Regions from separate parts of the Homo sapiens genome. Here regions 2 and 3 are each linked to region 1. The links are chromatin contacts, found by Hi-C or POLR2A ChIA-PET in ENCODE. All regions are on one chromosome and are shown on one strand. Each heading gives the region's core, a stretch centred on a gene start or an enhancer-like site at or near the end of the contact. The rest is flanking DNA. Distances are from core to core; before and after follow the strand shown.

Region 1 (2,946 bases), core at 246-2,745:
TAATGTCTTTGAGCCCGGAGGTCCTCATGAGGATGTAGCCCCTGAGCTCTGCGTGGGCAGCCCAGGGTCAGCTTCCCTCACCAAACACAACAGGATGACAAGCTTGGATGTGGCTGCCTGCACACCCCACGAGATATGCAGGATATTACGTGTACAGGTCACCCTATAAACTCTGAAACAACATAAATGATAGCTATTGCTGGCTAACATGTGCAAGAGAAGGTGAGGTTGCCGTGTGCCAGTGGGAAGGATATGTGGGTGTCTGGAGGGTGGGGCAAAGTTCACCATAGGTGCCTGGCTAATCAACAAGGGTGAGTTTAAGAGAAGTTTGTGAAAGGGCCAGTTCCCGCCTGATCTCCAGTTCCCCTGCCTAATGAGATCTGGGTTTGCTTTCCGGAGTGGGTCCTCCTGGGCGCCCGCTGCCACAAATAGCACAGTGGCAGGCACAGCTGGCAGCGGAGGGCAGGCAGTGGAGCGGGCATAGCACACATTGCGTTCCCGAGGAGGGGAGCCCTGATGTGCCGGCACCCAGGGGCTTTGTGCATTCCGCTCCGGCAGCTCGAGCGTCACGGCCCGAACAAAGCGGCTTTGCAGGGCGCTCTCCTACTCCTCGCCATTGGCCACCGGGCCGCGACCTCTCCTTGCTCTGGCAGAGTCCCAGCGCCTTGCGTAGGCACAAAGTCAGCCCCTCACCCCCCAGCGCATGAAGTAGGGGCGGGCATGGCTCTTGGGCCGCTGGAGAGGGGTGGGGTTGTGGGGTCGGAGCTGGCGGCGCCTCCCCGAGCCCGTCCGCGTTGCCCTTCACCCTCCTCGTTCCCCCGCCCACCACACCGCCCTGGCACCTCCCGCCACCTGTTTCCTTGTCCTCCCAGCTCGCCTTCCCCTTCTCCTTATTTTGCATCCTGGGGTTCCAGGGACAAGGTCCCTCCCGGGCCGCCTCCCACCCTACGCACTTCTGAGCCTCAAGGGCACCCGGTCCCGGGTCCCGGGTCTAGACCGGCTCATCGCACAGAGTAGCAGAGCCGGGCTCATCGAGGAGGCAGGAGGGGCTCGCCAGCGTGGCACGGGCGCCCGGCGGGAACCTCCACCCGCCCCGCGGCCGCGCGTCCCCGCCTCGAATTCAGCCCCGCCCCGGTGCGCCGGGCTGGAGGGGCGCTGACGCTCAGCGGTGTCCCATCGGTGACCTTGGACGGTCCCTCCACCTCTCCGGCCTCAGTTTCCCTTGGCTGCAGCGGCCGCGGGGCGCTAGGTGGGAGCCGCTGAGCGCTCCCGGGGCCCCGCCCACCGCGAGCAGCCAATCGGGCGCCGCCCTCCGGGGGGTGTGTCCCGGGGCCGAGGCCCGGGGCCCGGAGGGCGCGCGGGGCGGGCGGGGCTTCCGGGTCGGGCCTCGGGACACTGGCTCGCGCGGACCGGGGCAGGGGGCGGGCCGAGGGGCGGTGCGTGTCGCGGGGGCGCGGCTGGCACGGACGCGCGGAGGCGGCGCCGGGCATGGGCCGTGGACGCGGCGGCCCCGCGGCGGGGGCAGCGGGCGGCGGGGGCGGAGGCGGCCGCTAGCGCCCTGCCCGGCGCCGCCTCCTTCGGCGTTCGCCCCACGGACCGGCAGGCGGCGGACCGCGGCCCAGGTGCCCGGGGGCGGGCGGGCGGGCGGGCGGGAACGCGCGCGGGGGTCCGCGGTCCGGGCTTCCCAGGTCCCGGGACCCGGAGGGCGGCGGACGGGGGAGGGGCAGGGGCTGGGCGGCGCATGCGCGGGGCCCGGGGTCTCGGGGTCTCCGGGTCCCGGGGACCCGGGGGCCCGGGGTGCGCGGCTGGGGACCTGAGGGCGAGGAGCGAGGACACACACCGAGGACTCTTGCGAGGGATCTCGGGGCCCAGCTCGGCCTCCCTCCTAGCGCTGGGGGCCTGCCCGGAACCCGAGTCCGCGGCTGTCCCTGGGGTTTGGCGCTGCGCGGAGGTCGGGTCTGGGGACCGCAGCGACTCTGGGTCTTCGGGTTGTCCCCTCGGAGGGAGGGCCCACGGGCGGGGACATCGGGACTTGCCCTTTCCTCGGCGCAGCGGAGCTGGGGCGTCGCCGACTCAGAAGGTGCTTTCCGAGACCTCCAGGGATCTCCGAGGCGAGGAAACCCGGGCCCCGGACAGACCGACCCTGGGTGGGTGCGCCCGGCTTCTGCCGTCGGACGGAGACGCGCGTGTTTGTTCCTCCAGCTGCGACCACCTTTGAGGAACGGTTCCCACTTTGTGCCCCAACGCGGCGGGGCGACCCCGGACAGGCTGCGCTGGGCCGGGTGGCTTCTCTGCGGAAGCCGCGCCACGTCGCTCCCGGTCGGGGCCGCTGAGGGTCGGGCGCCCAGGTCTTTCCGGAGTCCCGGGCTGCGCGGCCCGCGTGGTGCGGGTGAAGCTGGAGGGGCGCGGGGTGGTGCCAGTGGAAGTCAGGAGGGTCGGCCCTGCCCCCTCACGCACCCCAACCGGGCACAACTGCACGCCTGTGCTTTTCTGAAGTCTTTTTTAAAAGTTAAAAGAGAGGAAGTGTGCTCCAAGTGTCAGGATTCTTTCCAAGAAAAACCCACAGTTGTCCAATGGCCTGGGCTTCGTGGGACCTCCGGGGCTGCACGCCCACGTCAGCCTCAGCCGACCCCTGCCAGGAAACCAGGGAGGCCCCTCCTCTCCCAGCCTCCTTGGGATAAGGGTGCCTTGGGGAACTGGGTCAGGGCAAGGACACGGGATTTTCCTGGGAAGGACCCTGCGACACCCGTGTCGTTGCGGGGCAGGGTCAGCATGACTTTCCTCTTCCAAGGTGAAGAGTTGGGGGGCATCCAGAGAACAACCGTAATCACTTCCTCCTTCACCTTCTTACTGCCAGGCTGAAGCTCAGGGCCCTGTCTGCTCTGTGGACTCAACAGTTTGTGGCAAGACAAGCTCAGAACTGAGAAGCTGTCACCACAGGTAAAT
Region 2 (2,924 bases), core at 403-2,902, 80 kb before region 1:
TGGGGGGTGAGGGGGAGACACAGGACCTTCCTCAGGAAAAGAGGGCACCCCACTCGATAGTGAAGCCACCAGGCAGCTATGGAAAGTGAAAGTTGGTCCGGATTCCAATGAAAAGATTAATTGGAAAACATTTCTACTCCATTTTCTAAAACTGAGTTTTCCCATAGAAAAAAAAATAATAAAGCTATCCCTAAAGTTCTTTCAGCTTCTAAAAAGAAGATGCTGTAGTAAGATTCCAGTCCCCACCGCCCCAACTCCCAGGAAAGCAATTGGGAAGGTTTCTTAACATACCCTGAGTTCTTCCTTCCCTCCCCCCAAATTCCGTGTGTCATGGGGTGGAGGCAGTGGTGTGTTTATCAGGGTGGCTGGCACAATTCACAGCCACAATCATGGGGGTCTAGCGAGCTGTGGAAGGCAGCTCAGTGGGCAGCGAGGCCCTGGCAGAGTTGCCCGGCTGCCCCAGCCCAGCGTTGCCCTCCTGGGCAGTCTAATCCAATGTGAAATGAAGTTTCCTGGGAAGCAGGGCACACGAGGAACTTTTGAATTTACCAATGGCATAAAAAGTATATATATTTTTATGACAACGGGCAAGTTTCAATTGGTTGGCAGAAATGGCGAGATGTGACGTCAAGGGACACTGGTTAGAATGCCAAGGCCGGCGGCGGGGGGTTGGGGGGAGACAGGCACAGACAGACATTGGGTTGGGACCCGGGAGGCCTTGTTTCTCTCGGGCCCTGGCCGCCAAAGGGCCGTCGCAGGCGTCTGGGGACATCAGCTCCATGCGGCTCTGGGCCAGGGCATGCTCGGGCAGGGGGACGGGGTCTGCGAATAGTGACTCTGTGTCCGCGTGCGTCCCCGAGAGCCGGAGGCCCAGGCCGGCCCCTCTGCGGTTTGGGAACCACTCAGGCGCCTCTGTGGAGCGGGCGGGAAAAGACGCCGCGGCCTCCTTGGCATTCTAACCCGTGTCCGGACCCTAGAGGCCGGCCGGTCTCAACCACCGGGAGGGCCTGGGAGGGAACCGTGTGGCCCGGGGCCAGCAGTGTCGCCATCGGGCTCCGAGAGAGCAAAGCTGTGGCCTTGAACTTCTCCCCGAAGCTCCTGTGCCCTGAGTCGGGGAAGCAGGAAGTTGTTGCCACCGGGAAGGAAGAGAGCGCGCTCGGAGCTGGGCAGCGGCTCCAGGCACCGCGCCCCTGCCCATCCCACGCCTCCCCGGGCACCGTGAACCACCCCCCAACCCAACTCCTCCAGGCACCTTGCGCGCCCCTCTTACATCTCCCGGCACTGTGCGCTGACCCCTGCCTCCGCCGGCCGGCTCCCGTGTGCCGAGTCCGGACTCCCACCCCTCTGGGCACCCCTTGCTCCGCGGGGCCGGCGGTGTCCTGGAAGCCGCCGCGGGGTTGCCCGTGCGCGCGCTCCGCCCTGGGGGAAGCCCGCTGCCACCGTCGGCCCCGAGCGCTGTCCCGGGGCCGCGTCGAGAGCTCCGCAGCGCACACTGTTCCCCGCGGGGACGAGCCTGGAGAGCCTGACCGCTGTCCGCGGCGCGCTCGGGGCTGCGGGCACCAGGTTGCGGGGACTGCAGGGACCGTCGGTCAGCCAGGGGTCCCAGAGCCGGGCCCGAGCGTGCGCGCGCGTCCCGCTGCCCGCAATCATGGCAGCCGGCGCCTTGGAGCGCAGCCGCCGAGCGCGCCCCAGCAGCCGCCTCGGTGCCAGGGCGGCGGGGGCGGGCCGGGCCGGGAGCTCGCGCCCGCCCGCCCGCCTCGGCCGCGCGGGCCCCGGGGCGCGAAACGGAAGGCCGCTGGGTCTCCGCGACGCGGTGCCCTTGCCCGGGGCGGGCGGCGGGAGGGGCCGCGGGGCGGGGGCGCGCTGGAGGGGAGCGCCCGGGGCGGCGTGCCCGCGGGGACGCGCACGCGGGGCTGCGGGGCGAGGCGCGGGGCCCGGGCGGCGAATCCGCTGCTCGCACCGCCCGCCCCGCCCGCGCGCGCCGTCCCGGGGTGGGGGGCGGTGGAAGGGGGAACCCAGGAGGGGCGGCGCCCGGTCTTCACCCGCAGCGGGCACGGCGGGGGCCGCGGGGGGCCTCGTTGGTATTCCGGGCGCGGTTGCATCCGCGACCTCCCCGCAGAACAGGGGTGCCCGGGCGCGCGGGCACCGCCGCCGCTCTCGGGCGGTCTCCGCGGGCTGCGGGGCCCGCAGGCGCCTTGCTTTCCCCGTCCCCTCCTCCCTGGGTTCCCCGTACTCCCTCCCCCGCTCCGATCCGGCGGCGAAGGGGTGGGCAGGGAAACGCGCTCTCTGGGACAGGTGCCAACTCCGAGACAAAAGACATAAAATAGGCGGCAACGGGGGAAGCGCGGCCGGCGCGCTCGGGCGGGGACGGCGGCGCCGCGGGGGCCGCATCCTCGGTGCCGACCCGGGAAAGTTTGGGAAGTCGCCGCAGCGGCTTCGCAGCGGCGGGGGACGCGCGGCCCGGGTCGCCCTCCGCGCCGCGCTCGCCCTCTCCGCGCCGCTGCTGAATAATTCATGGCGCGGCCGCCGGCCATTAGCATGCACCGGGCGCGCGGCGCGTCTGTGCCAAGCCGCCGCCGCATTCGGCGCCCGGGCAGCGCCAGACGAGCGGCCGCGCGGCGGCCGGGCCCACGCTGTCCCCGCGCCCGCCCGTCCGGCGGCGCCCATTGTGCCCCGGCCCGCCCCGCCGGGCTGTCCCCAAGCCCGCCTGCAACCCACCGCCCGCCCGACGGCCCGGCCCTGCAAGTCCTGGCTCGCGACGCCCGCCCCGGAATGCACGTGAACTTGGAGAAAGTCGCGGGGCGCGCCGGCCGGGCTCTCCGCGGCAGGGCGTGGGCGTCCCGGGGCCGGCGCGCTTTCGTTTTCGTCTGGGACAAAGGTCCCTTGCGGCGCGCGGACGCCGTGACCGGGTCCTGCGGGCCACT
Region 3 (3,070 bases), core at 233-2,732, 110 kb before region 1:
GTAATTTCAGCACTTTGGGAGGCCGAGGTGGATCACTTGAGCCTGGGAGGCAGAGGTTGCAGTGAGCCGAGATTGCACCACTGCACTCCAGCCTGGGTGACAGTGAGACCCTGTCTCAAAAAACAAACAAACAGACAACACAAACAATTCAATTGTCCATCAGTATGTGAGTGGGTAAACAAATGTCAATAGGCATATGATAAAATATCACGTAGCAGTAAAAAGGAATGGGCTATTGATAAACTCAACAACATAGATAGCAGGATCCCGAGCAAGAGTTCATACTCCATGAGTTAAAATTTTTTTTTAATAAATTGAAACTGATCTACGGTGGTTGGATTCAGATTGCTGGCTGCCAGGAAGTCAGAGACTGCCTGCAAGGGGCTCTAGGGAACATTTTGTGGTGATGTTTTCTTTCTTGATCGTGGTGATACATGTCACGGTTGCATACATTGTCAAAACTCATCGAACAGTAGAGGTGAAAGGGATTTTGCTGCATGGAACTTATTCCTTAATAAGGTTGATTTCAAAAATTAACTGGTATTTATACTTTATTTTTCAAATCTTGTAGAAAATAATGACATAAAATGCTCACAACGTATTCAACAAAAAGACTGTAAAATAACCTATAGTATGATCTAATGATTATATATACATGAATATATGTATGCATTTATAACTTACGATATGGTCCATTCATATAGATATGTGTACACACACACAAACACATATATGCATGCGCACATATATACACATACAGTTTGGAAAATATAGCAGAAGGACTTTCAACCAAATGCATTCAGTAATTACCTCATGGGTAATTGTTTTCTTTTTATTTTTTAATTCTAAATACCCTCTTAGTTTTTTCTTAATTCTAAATATCCTCTTAGTTTTTTTTTTTTTTTTTTGTACTTTTCTGTAATGAACACTATTTTTGTGGAAGAGAGTCTTTTTTGCTTGCTGTATTTTTCTTTATTGTTAATTGACAAATAATTGTATGTATTCATGAGGTATAATATGTTATATATATAACACTTTTCTTTTTATAAACAAATAAAAACAAACATCTCTCTTTTTTTTTTCCAGCTGTAGCAGGCCAGGGACATGGGGCTGGGCCCTGGACAGGGTGGTGAGGACATCCCGGTTCCCACGAAAAGCAACCGCCTGGCAAGTCTGGAGCAGGCGAAGAGGGAGTGAGGGGGTGTGGCTCGCTCCCCAAGTTCTTTGGCTCAGCTTCAGTGCTGGGTCATTCTTGGGGACTGCTATGCCCACTGGGCACTGCAGAACTTCTGGTGCGTGTGGCTAAGGGGAGTCGGGAAGAGCCCTGTCCCTGGACCAGACCTTCCTGTTGGGAGTACTGGGACCCAGTGACCTTGTGCACCTTTCCTGAAGCTTCTGGGCCCCAAGTGGTCGAATGCAGAGTGGGCTGGGGAGTCACAGACTGTGCTTCCTGCTTTCAACCTCCGTTCCAGGTTCCTGTGCGTTCCGTGGGCCCATCCACCTGGCTGGGCTTGGCTAGGCTGTGACCTTCTCTGAGGACAGGGCTCTGCCTGCATTTGGAGCTGCTGGGACCTCAGTGTCACCCCCCACTCTCGCCAGCTGGCCTCACAAAGGTGCCCAGGAGGAGACCTGATTGCCGACTCCTTTCCCCTCCCTGGCTGAGCAGATTCTACAACAGCCTGTGGAAATTAAAATAAGAGCTTAAAACTGTCAAAAAAATTTTTTTTAACCAAGTCACAAATGGGAAAGCTGAGGCGGCAGCAGGTTAAGGACACTTTGTGATGTAGCGTTCTCTCCCAGTGCTTTCGTACTGTAAACATCACAGTCCACGGTCCCTGTGAACAGGCAGCCACAGAGACTGGGTTTAGACTTGCCGGGGAAGGCTGCATCCAAAGTGGGGCCAGCTCAGAACTATTCCACCACATGGGGGGCCATTAGTTCTGCTCAGTTCTGTGGGGCCTCACTAGTGTTTCTATTTAAAAATAAGTCAAGGTAAAAGAAAAAGTTTCAAAATGTAACAGTCACGTATCTATTTCTGTAATTGTAAAGAAATACACTGTCATGTGACGGCTGGAGGCTCTGGAGCAGAGGGCCTAGGAGGAATTTTTTTTCTTTTTCTTTTTCTTTCCTGAATTCTCCAAACCGTCTATCACAGTGTGTATTGCTTTTATAACGGGAAGAGATAAAATAGACTTACATTAAAAATAATCAAACTGCACCTGTGCCTACATGTCAAATGATAAACGTGACAATCAAAGGCACTTTTTATTTATCGAATACCTGGTTCATGCCACATCTCCTGCTAGGCCCTCCCAGCGTGCTGGCTCCTCAGAACACCCTGCAGGTGGGAGCTGGGCACCAGGGTCCCTGAGGCAGCATTCAGCACCCACGTGGCAGAGCCAAGGCTGGACAGGGATGATTCCAACATCCAGGATTGTATTATGCTTATAACGACTTCCTGCCTGTTTGTATTTAAGACAAGGTCTCTCACTGCAGCTTTGACCTCCCGGGCTTGAGCAGTCTTCCCACCTCAGCCTCTGGAGTAGCTGGGAGTTACAGGTGCACACCCCCATGCTTGGCTAATTTTTGTATATTTTGCATAGACAGGGTTTCGCCGTGTTGCCCAGGCTGGTCTGGAATTCCTGGGCTCGTGCGATCCACCAGCCTCGGCCTCCCAAAGTGCTGGGATTACAGGCGTGAGCCACAACGCCCAGCCCCTGTCTCTTAAAGGTGAACATTTTCCCTAAATACAATGATCTTCAGTTAAAATATTTGTATCTTACATAGAATCTGGAATTATTTCTGTAAACAGAATTTAGTAAAAGAAATATAAAAATCAGCTGGGCACGTTGGCTCACGCCTGTAATCCCAGCACTTTGGGAGGCCGAGGTGGGCGGATCACAAGTTCAGGAGATCGAGACCACCACCCTGGCCAACATGGTGAAATCCCGTCTCTACTAAAAATACAAAAATTAGCTGGGCATGATGGTGCGCACCTGTAGTCCCAGCTACTCAGGAGGCTGAGGCAGGAGAATCGCTTGAACTCGGGAGGCGGAGGTTGCAGTGAGCC

What was found. A loop is a pair of places that touch in the nucleus more often than their neighbours do. ChIA-PET counts read pairs that join two places held with the same protein, here RNA polymerase II (POLR2A). Pooled maps may share reads with other maps.
Region 2: a map of CD4-positive, alpha-beta T cell shows a loop between it and region 1 (3-fold over the local background). The contact joins the promoter of LINC02939 here to the promoter of PPARA in region 1. A Hi-C loop is called at or near these places in 3 of 168 maps with a recorded cell type or tissue (CD4-positive, alpha-beta T cell, ascending aorta and endothelial cell of hepatic sinusoid), 3 of 37 single-sample maps with no recorded cell type and 12 of 50 pooled maps. POLR2A ChIA-PET finds 5 or more read pairs at or near these places in 6 of 52 experiments (BJ, CD4-positive, alpha-beta T cell, MCF 10A and 3 more).
Region 3: a map of CD4-positive, alpha-beta memory T cell shows a loop between it and region 1 (1.8-fold over the local background). The contact joins the enhancer-like site here to the promoter of PPARA in region 1. A Hi-C loop is called at or near these places in 4 of 168 maps with a recorded cell type or tissue (CD4-positive, alpha-beta T cell, CD4-positive, alpha-beta memory T cell, CD8-positive, alpha-beta T cell and 1 more), 8 of 37 single-sample maps with no recorded cell type and 14 of 50 pooled maps. POLR2A ChIA-PET finds 5 or more read pairs at or near these places in 7 of 52 experiments (BJ, CD4-positive, alpha-beta T cell, CD4-positive, alpha-beta memory T cell and 4 more).

Annotation. Positions count from the first base shown.
Region 1 is chr22:46,149,031-46,151,976 of GRCh38, forward strand. It overlaps PPARA (peroxisome proliferator activated receptor alpha), which reads left to right and starts at 1,496. Exons shown (of 9, transcript NM_005036.6): 1 at 1,496-1,622; 2 at 2,858-2,940. RefSeq lists silencers at 957-1,566, 1,717-1,836 and an enhancer at 2,047-2,236.
Region 2 is chr22:46,069,369-46,072,292 of GRCh38, forward strand. LINC02939 (long intergenic non-protein coding RNA 2939) reads right to left here and starts at 1,653. Exons shown (of 2, transcript NR_148973.1): 1 at 1,271-1,653. All of the region lies in intron 1 of LOC124905135 (collagen alpha-1(III) chain-like), which reads left to right. RefSeq lists silencers at 1,295-2,074, 2,135-2,214, 2,345-2,554, 2,635-2,724, 2,895-2,924 and an enhancer at 2,568-2,924.
Region 3 is chr22:46,039,374-46,042,443 of GRCh38, forward strand. It overlaps LINC00899 (long intergenic non-protein coding RNA 899), which reads right to left. Exons shown (of 4, transcript NR_027036.1): 4 at 534-1,679. LOC124905136 (a long non-coding RNA gene) reads left to right here. Exons shown (of 2, transcript XR_007068137.1): 2 at 1-1,064. Among named protein-coding and RNA genes, the nearest start is that of LINC00899, 4.0 kb to the right of the region's middle. Within about 2 kb of position 1,483, at least 6 of the 41 ENCODE cell types and tissues checked have a DNase peak (open chromatin) inside an H3K27ac peak, as active enhancers do.